Linked DNA regions of Homo sapiens: region 2 is linked to region 1. Evidence: chromatin contacts called from ENCODE Hi-C or POLR2A ChIA-PET data. All regions are on one chromosome and are shown on one strand. Each heading gives the region's core, a stretch centred on a gene start or an enhancer-like site at or near the end of the contact. The rest is flanking DNA. Distances are from core to core; before and after follow the strand shown.

Region 1 (5,825 bases), core at 1,847-4,346:
CTTCCTTCTAAAATATTTTTAAATTATGAGTTTTTAAAAGTTAAAAAAAGAAAAAATGCATACTTAAGAAAAATGGGATGTTTTAAAATGGAGCACAGTAGTCATAAATGTATTGAAAGTAAATTTAAAGACAAGATCACTAGTGTGTAGATCTACTTTAACTTACTCTAAACATTATCATAATGTAATCTGGATATAGGAAAGGATTCAGTCATCTAATACTTATCATTTAAAAATAAATCTAAGTTTCTATTCATTTTGAAAATTTACCCCACTAACATTTTAAATAATTGTAAACGAAACTACTGATTTCCTACAGATTTCTGAGGGAACTGTCATCTTTTAAAATTAATAAATCTTACTAATTATCACTTGACTCAATTCCATCTTTTATATACATATATTCAATAATATTTAAATGTTATGCTTTCTATTTTTCTACTAAAATGTATCACACCACCAAAATATGAGTCTTTAGTTTAAGACATCATCTTACCTGATCCACTGAATTGACTGCTTCCCAGTGTAGTTGGTCTAGTTTTCCCACTATTAACAGGTGGGGAAAACATCTGCAAAATAACCCAAATATATCTGTTAGTCCTGAAATTCTTCTAGATTCCTTGCAAACAAAAGTCCACCAAAAGTCATCCATCAGTTATTAAATTTCAGAGGGAAGTTAAAATAAAATTGGAGATACATTCAGATCCAGAGAGGCAAATACACTGAATGATACTATTTCCTAATTAATTGGAAATAATGGTTACATTTTGTTCTGAAGACCCGATCATTTACATGGAAGAGTCCAAGATTATTAAGTTTAAACAGTATAGTATTACACATGATCTTTACTGCAGAACTAAGTGAATTTCATTACATTTACATTATATCTCAATATACACAGTCAGAATTATGGCCCATTAAATTACTACATACAGTAAGGATTATAACTGAATTGTATAAAGCAGGTATAGGTGCTGCCTCCTAACAGCAGTTAATAAAGGAATTAAACCCATTAAAAATAAAAGCAGTGGGCCCTTAGGTTTCAGTTGATGTTTTTAAGTCATTTCCCATGTTAAGAACATAATACACACACACACACACACACACGTGTGTGTGTGTATAAAATAAAAGTACTCTGTTTCAGAAGGCTCGAAATTCTAGCTCTGGACTACTTTTCTTGTCGCTGACATCTTTCAGGTACCATAAACTACATCTGATACTGGAGAGGAAAATGGTGAGGAGTACTGAAGAAAAAAACAACACTTTTTCATATAAAGTACAAGATCCCCAATAATCATCGCGGTGGGAGGGTGACTCAACCAAAGGTCATAATTACATTGTTCTCCTTTTAACTGGTTAAATCAAATGACCCCTCTGGCATTAAAGTTTTAAATGTGCAAGTCTAGACATTACATCAAAGTTCAGGTGTCCAACTTGGGGGAGCTGGACTCCAGCCCTGAGAACTACTGCTTAAGCAGAAAGCAGATGGAGTTCACGCTGCCTAGTCTCCACGTTGCTTCCCCTCACCCTTTATTTAAAAGAAACAAACAAACAAACAAACAAAAACCTCAGCAGAACCCCAAGATGCCATGGAAAGCTCTCATACCGCACTGAAGTCCAGTAGGTCGCTCAGCTCCTTGTCGGTCCCTATAGCGGCCATGCGTTGTTGCTGGGGATTCATCTTCGGCCACTTCTAGCAGGTCCTAGGGCAGAGGAAACGGGCTCAGCGAGAGACCACCGAGGCCCAAAGTGTGTGAGGGAACAGAGAGAGGTACTGGGGAAGATTACGCAAGAGCGCTGGGGGCGCCGGGATGACTTCCAGGACCCCGACTCGCTCCCACCGCGGCGCGAGCAAGGGGCGGGAGGGCTCAGTGCCCGCGCCGGGTCCCGGAATCCACGCGTTCCTCGCCGCGGCCCGAGATCGACGCGGCGGCTCCCGCAACTCGCCGCCTCTCCCCCAAGTTTCCGAGCCAGTCTCTGCCACCTCCTCGGCGCCCCCTGCTCCGCGCCGCCGCCGGGTGCTCCGCGCGCCGGGCCCGGCCGCGGCTGGGGTCTCGAGGAGCGGGGTGAGGGGCAATTCGGCGTCCAGCGAGCGGAGCGGCGGCGAGCGGAGATGCGAAGTGACTCACTCGCTCGGCAACAATAGAACTGACAAGTTGCAGGGAACGCGCCGCTCGCAGGCCCGCGTCTGCGGCCGCCGCCGCCCGGACGTCCCCGGCGGGCCCAGGAGGTCGGAAAGCACCCCCAGCTCATCCAAGGGGCGTTTTTAAACAGAAAACAGAAACCCCGACAACTAGTCTCGCTCTCGGCCGGCGTCCTCCTCCCCAGGCTCGGCCTCCTCCCACTTTTGCTGCCCTGCCCCGGACCTGCCGAACAATGAGCCTGGCTCCGCGGCCGAAGCCGCCCGATCTCCCGCGCGCCCCGGAGCCTGGGCGCCGGCCCGAGTCGGGCACCGAACGGGGCGCACAGGCCGAGCGCGCCGCCAGCGGGCCTGAGCGCCCGCGACTCGAGCCTCCGCCCCCACTCCGCTCCCCAACTTGGAGGGGACCCCGGGTTTCGCGCTGTACAAAGGGGCGCGGAGTTGAGGCGGGGGACGGGGGCGCCCCCACTCCGGCAGGGACGCGGCGGCGCCCCGCAGCCCCCAGCCCCGCCGCGCCGCCCCACTCCCGCTCGCTAGCCCGCAATTACCTGCCGCCCCGTCTCCGCATCCAACCACCCCGATTAAAGTTCACTTTGGCCGGGAGAACGGGCTTGGGCTTCCCCTTGCACCGCCCAGCGGCTCGGTTCACTTTGCCCCGCACGAGCTCTCGGGTCTGGGAGGGGGAGGCGGCTTTCGGGCCTGGCCGCCCCTTCCTCCCGGGGCGGGCTGTCGGTCCCCCCGAATAGAACTTGTGGGTCTCTTCAGGCGGACATTTTTTTCGCTGAGGCGGCCTCACCACCGCGCTCGGCTCGCCTCCGGATCCCTCCGCGCCGGGAAGAGCCGCGGGTTAACCCTTCCCTCCCCGACCCGCTCCGCCGCCTAGGAAGTGGGGCCGGCAGAGGGGGCGGGGAGGAGCTGTCGGGGACTGGGAGGAGCCGCACCGCGGCGGGTGGACAAAGCCCGCGGTCGGGTGAGGCGGGACGGAGTTGGGGCCGGTGGGGAGGGGCATGAGGCGCTCGCAGGCACCTCGAGAAGCAGGCCCCGACCGCTCGCCGACGAAGCCTCGTCCGGGCCTCCTGGGAGCGGGGTGGCAGGTACCGTGGCGCCTCCTCGCGTTGGTCTTGCTGGTTCTCGGCCCCCGAAGCGGAGCGACGGAGACACAGCTGTGGAAGCATCTGGATCCGCTGCCCAGGTCCCCGAGCTTCCCGGAACCCGAGGCCGCAGGACACTGAAGGCTGCCATTCCCGAGTAGGTCACGCTGGACGCCACCCTAAGCTGGGCCCAGAGGCTCCCGTCCAGGAGGGCTGCAGTCGGCGCAGACACCGCGCGTGTGGAGACGGGAGACCCATCCTCCTCGGCCGTTCCGAGAGTAGGCGCGGCCGGTCAGATTCGATGCAGAGCCGAATGCGGGAGAAAGGGCAAAACGTACCTCAAACCAGACAAAGCCTTGTGAGCTTCAGGTTCTCAAATACCCCACTCACCCAGACCCCACATCTCCAGTCAGCCCCTCGCACCCAAATCCCATTCGGAGCAACCGAACTGCACGTGGGACTAGTTCTTGGGAATGGATCAAGCCAGTCTCTTCATCTAACGGAGACAGCCCTGGGTGGCTCTGTCACACAGCCACTGTCTTGTGCACAAGTTCTGAACTTGGCCTCAGAGAAGCCCCAGAGTAGAAAGAAGACAAAATAAGCCCCAGTTCTTCGATTCTGGGCTGAAGTGAGATTTTCTTGAATGGCAGCCATTGTTTTGCCTCTTAGGTAAGTGAGTGCAGTAAAGACCGGTAAGGCCCACGCAGAAGAAACACTGAGGAAAGAAGACACTTCCAAAGTAACAAATGGGAGGAAGCAGCCAACGCCCGAGGACAACATGGCAAGAAGGAGCCTTTGGATTCCGGACTGGGATGGAAAGAGAGGTAGATTCAGCTACCATATGCCATTACTGTAGTTAGTACAGTTGTCTCTATATCCGTGGGATTGGTTCCCAGACTCTGGATTTTCTAAGATGTTCAAGTCTCTTACATAAAAATGGTGTGTTTCCCCATATACTTTAAATCATATCTAGATTACTTATAAAACCTAATACAATGCAAATGCTATGTGAATAGTTGTTAAGGTGTATTTAGGAAATAATCATCCAAAGAAATCTCTATATTTTCAGTACATTTTCAGGCTATATTTTAGGCTCTATATTTTCATGTATTTTCAGGCCTGGTAAGCCTAACTACATTTTTTGTTTTCAGTTGATTGAATCCCGGAATTTGGAAACCCCAGATACGGAGGGCGGACGGTACAACCGGAGCTGTCAGGTGGATTTCCAAGGCTTTGCATTGGCTGTACCTGAAACTTATGGTGGCCTAGACTCCCCAGTATCCACTCTTCCTTATCTTGGTAAACAAGCCCAGTTCTGAGTCACATCCCTGCTCTGCCTACTTACAGGGGCATGTGGTCCCAATCTAAGCAACGTAGCATAATTCCAACCTAAATCAGCAGAATCCCATTCCCTGCCACAGTTATTGGCTGGCAATGAGCGTAACATATTTGGGCCAATGAGAGGAGCAATTTCCTGGTCTTTGTTGGGAAAAGTTTTTCTTTCATTTTCTGAGAGCGCTTCAGAGGTAACCCATTCTTTCTGCATGTCCTCAAAAAAACGGGTCCCCTGGATGGTGGGTAGCCATCTTCCAAATACAAGTCTAGCCGGGTTAAAATAAAGAAGACATCAAGAAAACAAACATGCATAGAGATCTGATCTTTGGTGACTTTTTTTTTTTTTTTTTTTGAGATGTAGTCTGGCTCTGTCACCAGGCTGGAGTGTGGTGGCAGGATCTCGGCTCACTGCAACCTCCGCCTCCCAGGTTCAAGCGATTCTCCTGCCTCAGCCTCCCAAATAGCAGGGATTACAGGTGCGCGCCACCATGCCCAACTAATTTTTTATTTTTTTAGTAGAGTCGTGGTTTCACCATGTTGGCCAGGCTGGTCTGGAATTCCTGACCTCAAGTGATCTGCCCTCCTCAGGCTCCCAAAGGGCTGGGATTACAGGCGTGAGCCACCGTGCCTGGCTTTGGTGACATTTTTGAGGCTCTGAATCAAGCAACTTCTGAATTCAGGTCTATCTTCACTGATTAGACCAATAGGATTCGAATTTTCTGTTGTCTGTAATCTAGTGTGGTCTACACAGTACCACCCCAATGACCATTTTTTTAGTAGCAAAGACATAAACGTCAGGTAGGAAGTCTGATTAGATCATTTTTAAGGCCCCATTCCCATGTGTTTTAGTTCATTTTCTCCTACTGCTAACAGAATACCATAGACTGAGTGATTTATAAAGAAGTTTATTTGGCTCATGGTTCTGGAGCCCGGTAAGTCCAAGAGCATGGCACTGGCATCTTTAGAGGGCCTTCTTGCCGTGTTATCCCGTGGCAAGTGAGCACACACAATAGAGAGTAATCCATTCATGAGGGCTCTACCCTCTTAGAAGTTTCTCTTAAAGGTCTCACTTCTCAACACTTTTGCATTGGGGGTTAAGTTGTCAACACATGAACTTTGGGAGACACATTGAAACCATAGCACTGTGATAAGATTCTATGACTCCACAGTAAAACTGGAAAGAAATCTTGCAGAAGGAGAAGGTATGTGATCCCACATGTTGGATTCATGCTGTTTTCAAGATTCTCTTCTCATCCTGC
Region 2 (5,825 bases), core at 966-3,465, 790 kb before region 1:
ATGAAGTATCAAGTATCGGGTCAGAATTCTGGGCCTTATCTGTACCCACATCAACTTCTGCAATTGCTTTTTGCCTTAGCTTACAGTCTAAACTAACAGGGTTAAACAGTTCACTTTTTCTTCTAACTTCTTCACATTCTGCAATGGCAGCTTTCAGTTTGGCAAAAGAGTCAAAGATCTTTTTACCTTTGTCGGGCAATTTGCAAATGAATTTTCTGTCAAATGGAAAAGAATACTATTACATTACAGCCATTTTTTTAACTTGAGATATAACATTAAAAAGGCAAGGCATTATCTTCAAAGAAAGAAAAGCTGATTTTTAAGTCAAATATCTGATTTCTAACTGCCCCAAAACAAGAATAAAACAATTAAAATGGTCATTATCCAAATAGCCCAAAAAACAAGGGAATGCAGGAAGAATAGGGAATATATGCCTCATTTGTCTCAGCAAATTAGAATTTCAGCAAAAGTATTTTAAGCATATAATAATCACATAAGACATTCCAAGAACCAGCAGTCATTAAAGTGCAATCTCCAAAATTTGGGGATGGGGTGGAGTGTGGGGATGGGCCTATTAGGTCAAAACTACTTTCATAATAATACTAAGATATTATTTCCCTCTCATTTTCTCGCATGGGTACAGTGGAGTTTTCCAGAGGCTACATGGCATGTGATGACATCATTGTTCTAGAATAGAATGTGTGCTTGTGTATGCTTATGTTTTAAAGACTTCAGACGTATTTCTGATAAGTAAATACATTTCGCTAGATACAACACATAAAATAGCTCTTTGGGATGTCAATAATTCTTAAAGTATAACGGAGTCCTGAGACCAAAAAGTTAATTCACTGCTATACATTCAAAACCTATTCTCACAAGGTCAAAACACATGTCTTGATCCCAACCAATTATTTATTTGTCCCTTTTGCTGGATGACAGAGTTCCTTTTCTGATTCCCTTTTCTTTAACTATACAATAAATGGAAAGAAAAAATTACACCTTAAGTCCTCTGTTCTTTTTGACACTACATTCATCCCCACAATTTCAACTATTAACAACACTCTACAGCTGAAATTCCTGTTTTCTGTATTTTTCCAGGGTTCTCTCTTTCTTGAGCCTCATGACTACTTCTCCAGCTTTTAAGTGTTTGGTTTTCGATTAACCAAATGTCTGTCCTGCTCTCCTCTCAACTCTGCACACCCTAAGTAAAATCAACCTTGGATCTATTCCTCTCCCTGAATTTTCCTATTTTTGCTAGTGGTCTTCCATATAGATTGGAAACTTCAGCCATCTCTGTCAACTGCATTTAAATTAGTCCATGCTTAAAAGTTCTCCCAATCCCTTCCTAGCTCACTTTCTTACAAGTGTCTCGTGGGAAGTCTCTCTGAAAATATCCTTCTACTGTCTTCTGCTTTTTATTCCTTCAAACCATCTTTTGCAACAAGCTGCTGAACAAAGCTGCCTAAAAAACAAAATCACTTTTATTACGTGGCTCCCTTGCTAAAATCCGTTCAACCAGCCAGCTGAATGAGGGTCGAACTTTCCCGGCCTAATAAACCCCTCTTCATATCCCACTCTTCCCATTTCCTACGGTTCCTGTAAGCTTAGAATCCAGAGATGAAGCTGACAATCTGTTATGGGTTAGGGGTGCGGGCGACAAAAGGGTTTAGAAAGCAGACTCATGGAACCACCACAGTCCCCGGGTAAATAAAACCGACCAGGGGCTACTAACTCCCTGCAACGCCAGGTAGCCGTTCAATCCGAGCTATCCTCGCAGGCATACGTGCCTGGCCAGGAAGAGGCACGGCTCTGCCGCAGCAAGCCCTCCGTCCACTCGCCCGTAGGACTGAAGCGAATGTGACTGAGTCAAAGTCACCTTCCAGGGAAGGGAACAGAGTGCGGGAGGGGAGGGGAGCGCCCAGGGAGCTCGAGCTGAAGGAGCCTGGCGGAGACTCCGCGGGACCCCAGCTTACTCGTTGCGCAAAAGTCTCTCCTGGCGCTTCAACATTTCCCGCAGCTCCACCAAACTCCGCTGCGCCAAGTCCTCGGGAGCTTGGGGCTCGAAGCCGCGGGGCAGCGAGCACATTCTGCGCGGGCTGAGGCTGGCGCGGCGGCGGGCACTCGGCTTCCTCGGCAGGCCCCGCTACTAGCGCCGGATCCGCGGACGGCGGTGACTCCGGGGCACGAGCGGGAGTCGCCATTTTCCCGGAAGAACGGGGTCTTCTTCGAGCCGAATCGAGCTTTATTGAAATTCCGGAAACAAACACGGACTGGGAGAAGGGGGCGTCCGCAGGAGCGTTAAAGGGCGGAAGTTACGTCGGATGACGCCGGCTCCTTGGCTTGGCGCCCTTTCCCCTTGTGTGAGCATTCATGCGGTCATCAGCTGTTCGTCGGTTTATACAAAAAGTATTCAGCGCCAGCGTGACCTCACCAAGCACTATGTGTCAGTCAACAAATAGCAACGTCCTGTGTTATACTTGGGGTTTACAGAGTTGGCGGGGGGATGGGGGGAGGGAGAATCAAATTATGATATAATAGTAACGTTGGGATGGGCACCTGGGAAGATATCTCTGAGAAGTGGTTCAAGTCGAAACTTGAAAGATGAGCTGGCCATTAATAAGGTGGGAGAGAGTGCGGGACAGGATTTGGGAGACTCTGGCCTGTGCGTGGTGCCTCCGGCCTGTGCGTGGTGCCTCCTAGCTCAGCTTAGGGACGTCCTGAAATTGTTAAAGTTGGAAGGTTCCTCAGAATCAGCGATTTTTCTTGGGGCTCAATGCATTTGGAGAAGGACTTCATTTGTAGCACCGCCTCAAGCATTGTTAAGACATTTGGTGTTTCTGGCTTCTGCCTGCTAGGTGCTATGGCACTCCCAAGTCATTGCAACAATCCAAAATGTCTCCTCCAACATACATTTCCAAAGGCCCACAAGAGGTGATGAGGGAGTGGGAGCAGCTGTACAAACTCGTTGAGGACCTTTTCGAATTTTCTACTTTGCCTATAGAAAAACAGAGGCATGAAAACTGAAATAAATATTCCCAGGGCACAAAACCAGTAAGTGACAGCACCAGATTTCAAACTCAAAAGCCCAGCCCCTTTTCCAACACACCAATTTGAAAATCCCCTTCTTCACTTTAGGCCTATTTCCAAATGTGTAAAACTGTTGAAAAGACTTCCCTCCGCCCCCCCCCACCCCCGCCACCTCCCCAGCTGTTGAGAAGAAGGCAGCTTAATAGGTATTGGACACAGCTTTTACCTTCTCGTTATAGTTCAGCTACCAGAGGTGCATCCCAGTGGAAAGAGTAGGAAGACATGCAGTCACAGCAGATGTCACTTGGGAGGTTTGAACACCCCCATAACCCACCGCCCTCCCCCGATTTTTTGATATAGGAAATTGAAGTTGTCTCAATCCTGTGTAAGATGCTATATAAACACAAGCAGCTCTGTCCTAAAGAGACAGAAGATCTAGGTAAACTCCAAAGCTATTCCAGGGAGCACAATTGCAACCATTTATCTATCCCCCCAATCTGGTCCATTCTGATCAGATTCATTAATATATCAAAATAAGTTTTCTCTGTATAAGACTTGCTTTCAAGGACGTTAATAACGTGCTGCAGCATTGGCTGAATGAGAAATAGGTAAGGTCCTCGAGTCAGGTGGTTGTCTGTGGTACTGACAAAAAAAAAAAAAAAAGACTCCGTAAAATGTTGAAGAGATGTATTCTGTGCCAAATATGAGTGACCATGGCCCGTGACACAGCCCTCAGGAGATCCTGAGAACACGTGCCTAAGGTGGTTGGTGCACAGCTTGGTTTTATACATTTTAGGGAGACATGAGACATCAATCAAATACATTTAAGATAAACATTGGCTTAATCCACAAAGGTGGGACAACTCAAAGCAGAGCGGGTGTGGGGCAAGATGGGCTCCCAAGTTATAGGTAAATTTAAGTTTTTTTCTGATTGGTAATTGATTTAAAGGAATGTCTAGGTTAGCATAAGAACTTGTGGAGACCGAAATTTTATCATGCAGATGAAGCCTCCAGTTAGCAGGCTTCAGAGAAAGTAAGTTGTGTTTCTTATCAGACTCAAGGTATATGTGTTGATATTAAATGCTGTGTAGCTTTTCCTGGATTCTAAAAGAAAGAAGGGCATAATGAGGCATGTCTGACCTCAGCTTCCCATCATGGCCTAAGCCAGTCTTTTAGGTTAAATTTGGAGGACCCTGGACTACAGGAGGAAGTCCATTCAGACGGTTGAGGGCGGACCTTCAAATTTTATTTTTGGTTTACAGTGATAAGCACCCCGCAAGCCTCCCTCACCCCACCCCTGGACCCCAGCTGGAGGCCTTTATTTCTCCCACAGTAGTGAACTCCCCATGTGCTGATTGTAGGCCACAGGTGTCCCCAAGGCAAGGATGCCTTTCTTTTAGGCCTCAGAATTTTGCCCCCTTCTGTTACCCTTTTGTGGAAGGCTATCTCTTCTCCCCTTGCCAATTGTAAGTCTTGGCTGAAGTCTCACCTCCTCCCTGAACCTTCCCATGTTATTCCAAACCAAACTTCTCTTTCTTTTCAGCACAATTATAGGGCTTAGTTAAAGTTGGAACCTCACTGCATGAAGCATATTATACTTCTCTAATTGTGTTATGCATCGAGATTTCTTTTTCCTTTCCTAACAAAATTGTAAAGTCCTTTCTGTGAGGGAGCTATAATTGTACTTTTTCTGTCTCCTCTCAGGAACATAGCATGTAGTAATTGACACAATCTCCTTCTCTCATATTTTTTTCTCTACCTTTCCCCCATATTCCTCTTTCTCTTAATGAAATGTTTCTTATATGCAAATCTTAAGCTTTTTATATAATTAATCATCATTACTGTGTAGATTTTTCAGTGGTTTGGGATAGAATCTTTTATACAGTATGGCTTAGGGCTTCAAGATATCATAATACAGATCTAAATTCCCACCAGCATCCAAGCACAAACTGTCTAATTTTGTCAGTAACCAGGAAGCATGGCAAGTGGAAAACATCACTCTACAACAGAAGCAGACTACTTGCAGCCTATTTACACTTCAAAAGGAAAATAGGCAAAGTATTCTTTTATAATTTATGAAACAAAAAATAAATATCTAGGACACAAATTTTCACAGCAGTGTCTAGAGAAGAAGATATAAAATGGAGAAATTTAACAATGGAGAAATGAAGACTAAAGAGAGAAACAATGAGTGCTACAGGTTATACCTGTTTGCAGCTGAACCAAACACTTGAAAGGAAATGGAGCCCACAAACCACAGACAGCTAATCTCTGCTAAAGAATTCCAGTTGCCTGTCAAAGAGCCCATCCGTTATAAAAATGAATCTGGGCAAGTGTTTTGGGGTTTTTTTGTTTGTGTTTTTCAGTGCTCATTAAAAAGATGAATCACTTTTCCAGTGGTACTTGGATTAATCTCCTGAATGTTGCTCTCAGAGTAAACTAATAAATTTGGCTGCGTTTGAAAGGAAGGAAAATTCAAAACAGAATTAAGGGAAAGGAAAATTTCATTAGTCACGTGAGGTGCTGCCAAGATGACCTATAGACATCCCACTGCCACGAAGCTACACAAGGACACTGAACAAAAACAAGACCTGGGAATGATTTCCACTTGTCCTTACCTAGTTGAAGATAAAAACTGACAATCAATTGTAAAACTGATAAACATAAATGTTTAGAATTTCCAGGCTGTTCTCCTCTGTTTTCTTGCTTTGATTGTCATTGTTGGGGCATGAATGGCCACAAAACTGGCCATGATATAGTTGGAGTTGACCAGAATGGCAGCAACAATATTTCCCATC

What was found. Hi-C counts contacts between places; a loop is a spot of excess contacts on that map. ChIA-PET counts read pairs that join two places held with the same protein, here RNA polymerase II (POLR2A). Pooled maps may share reads with other maps.
Region 2: a map of CD8-positive, alpha-beta T cell shows a loop between it and region 1 (4-fold over the local background). The contact joins the promoter of POLR2M here to the promoter of TCF12-DT in region 1. A Hi-C loop is called at or near these places in 3 of 168 maps with a recorded cell type or tissue (CD8-positive, alpha-beta T cell, ascending aorta and naive thymus-derived CD4-positive, alpha-beta T cell) and 11 of 50 pooled maps. POLR2A ChIA-PET finds 5 or more read pairs at or near these places in 1 of 52 experiments (CD4-positive, alpha-beta memory T cell).

The regions. Positions count from the first base shown.
Region 1 is chr15:56,915,770-56,921,594 of GRCh38, reverse strand. TCF12-DT (TCF12 divergent transcript) reads left to right here and starts at 3,096. Exons shown (of 4, transcript NR_015419.2): 1 at 3,096-4,055; 2 at 4,383-4,530. It overlaps TCF12 (transcription factor 12), which reads right to left and starts at 2,951. Exons shown (of 21, transcript NM_207037.2): 1 at 2,689-2,951; 2 at 1,607-1,703; 3 at 497-569. The coding sequence starts at 1,681. RefSeq lists silencers at 1,912-2,351, 2,402-2,691, 2,782-2,831, 3,002-3,131, 3,652-3,791.
Region 2 is chr15:57,703,104-57,708,928 of GRCh38, reverse strand. It overlaps POLR2M (RNA polymerase II subunit M), which reads right to left and starts at 2,215. Exons shown (of 4, transcript NM_015532.5): 1 at 1,974-2,215; 2 at 1-215. The coding sequence starts at 2,086. It overlaps GCOM1 (GCOM1, MYZAP-POLR2M combined locus), which reads right to left. Exons shown (of 17, transcript NR_104371.3): 14 at 2,557-2,995; 15 at 1-215. RefSeq lists a silencer at 1,731-1,780 and an enhancer at 2,101-2,320.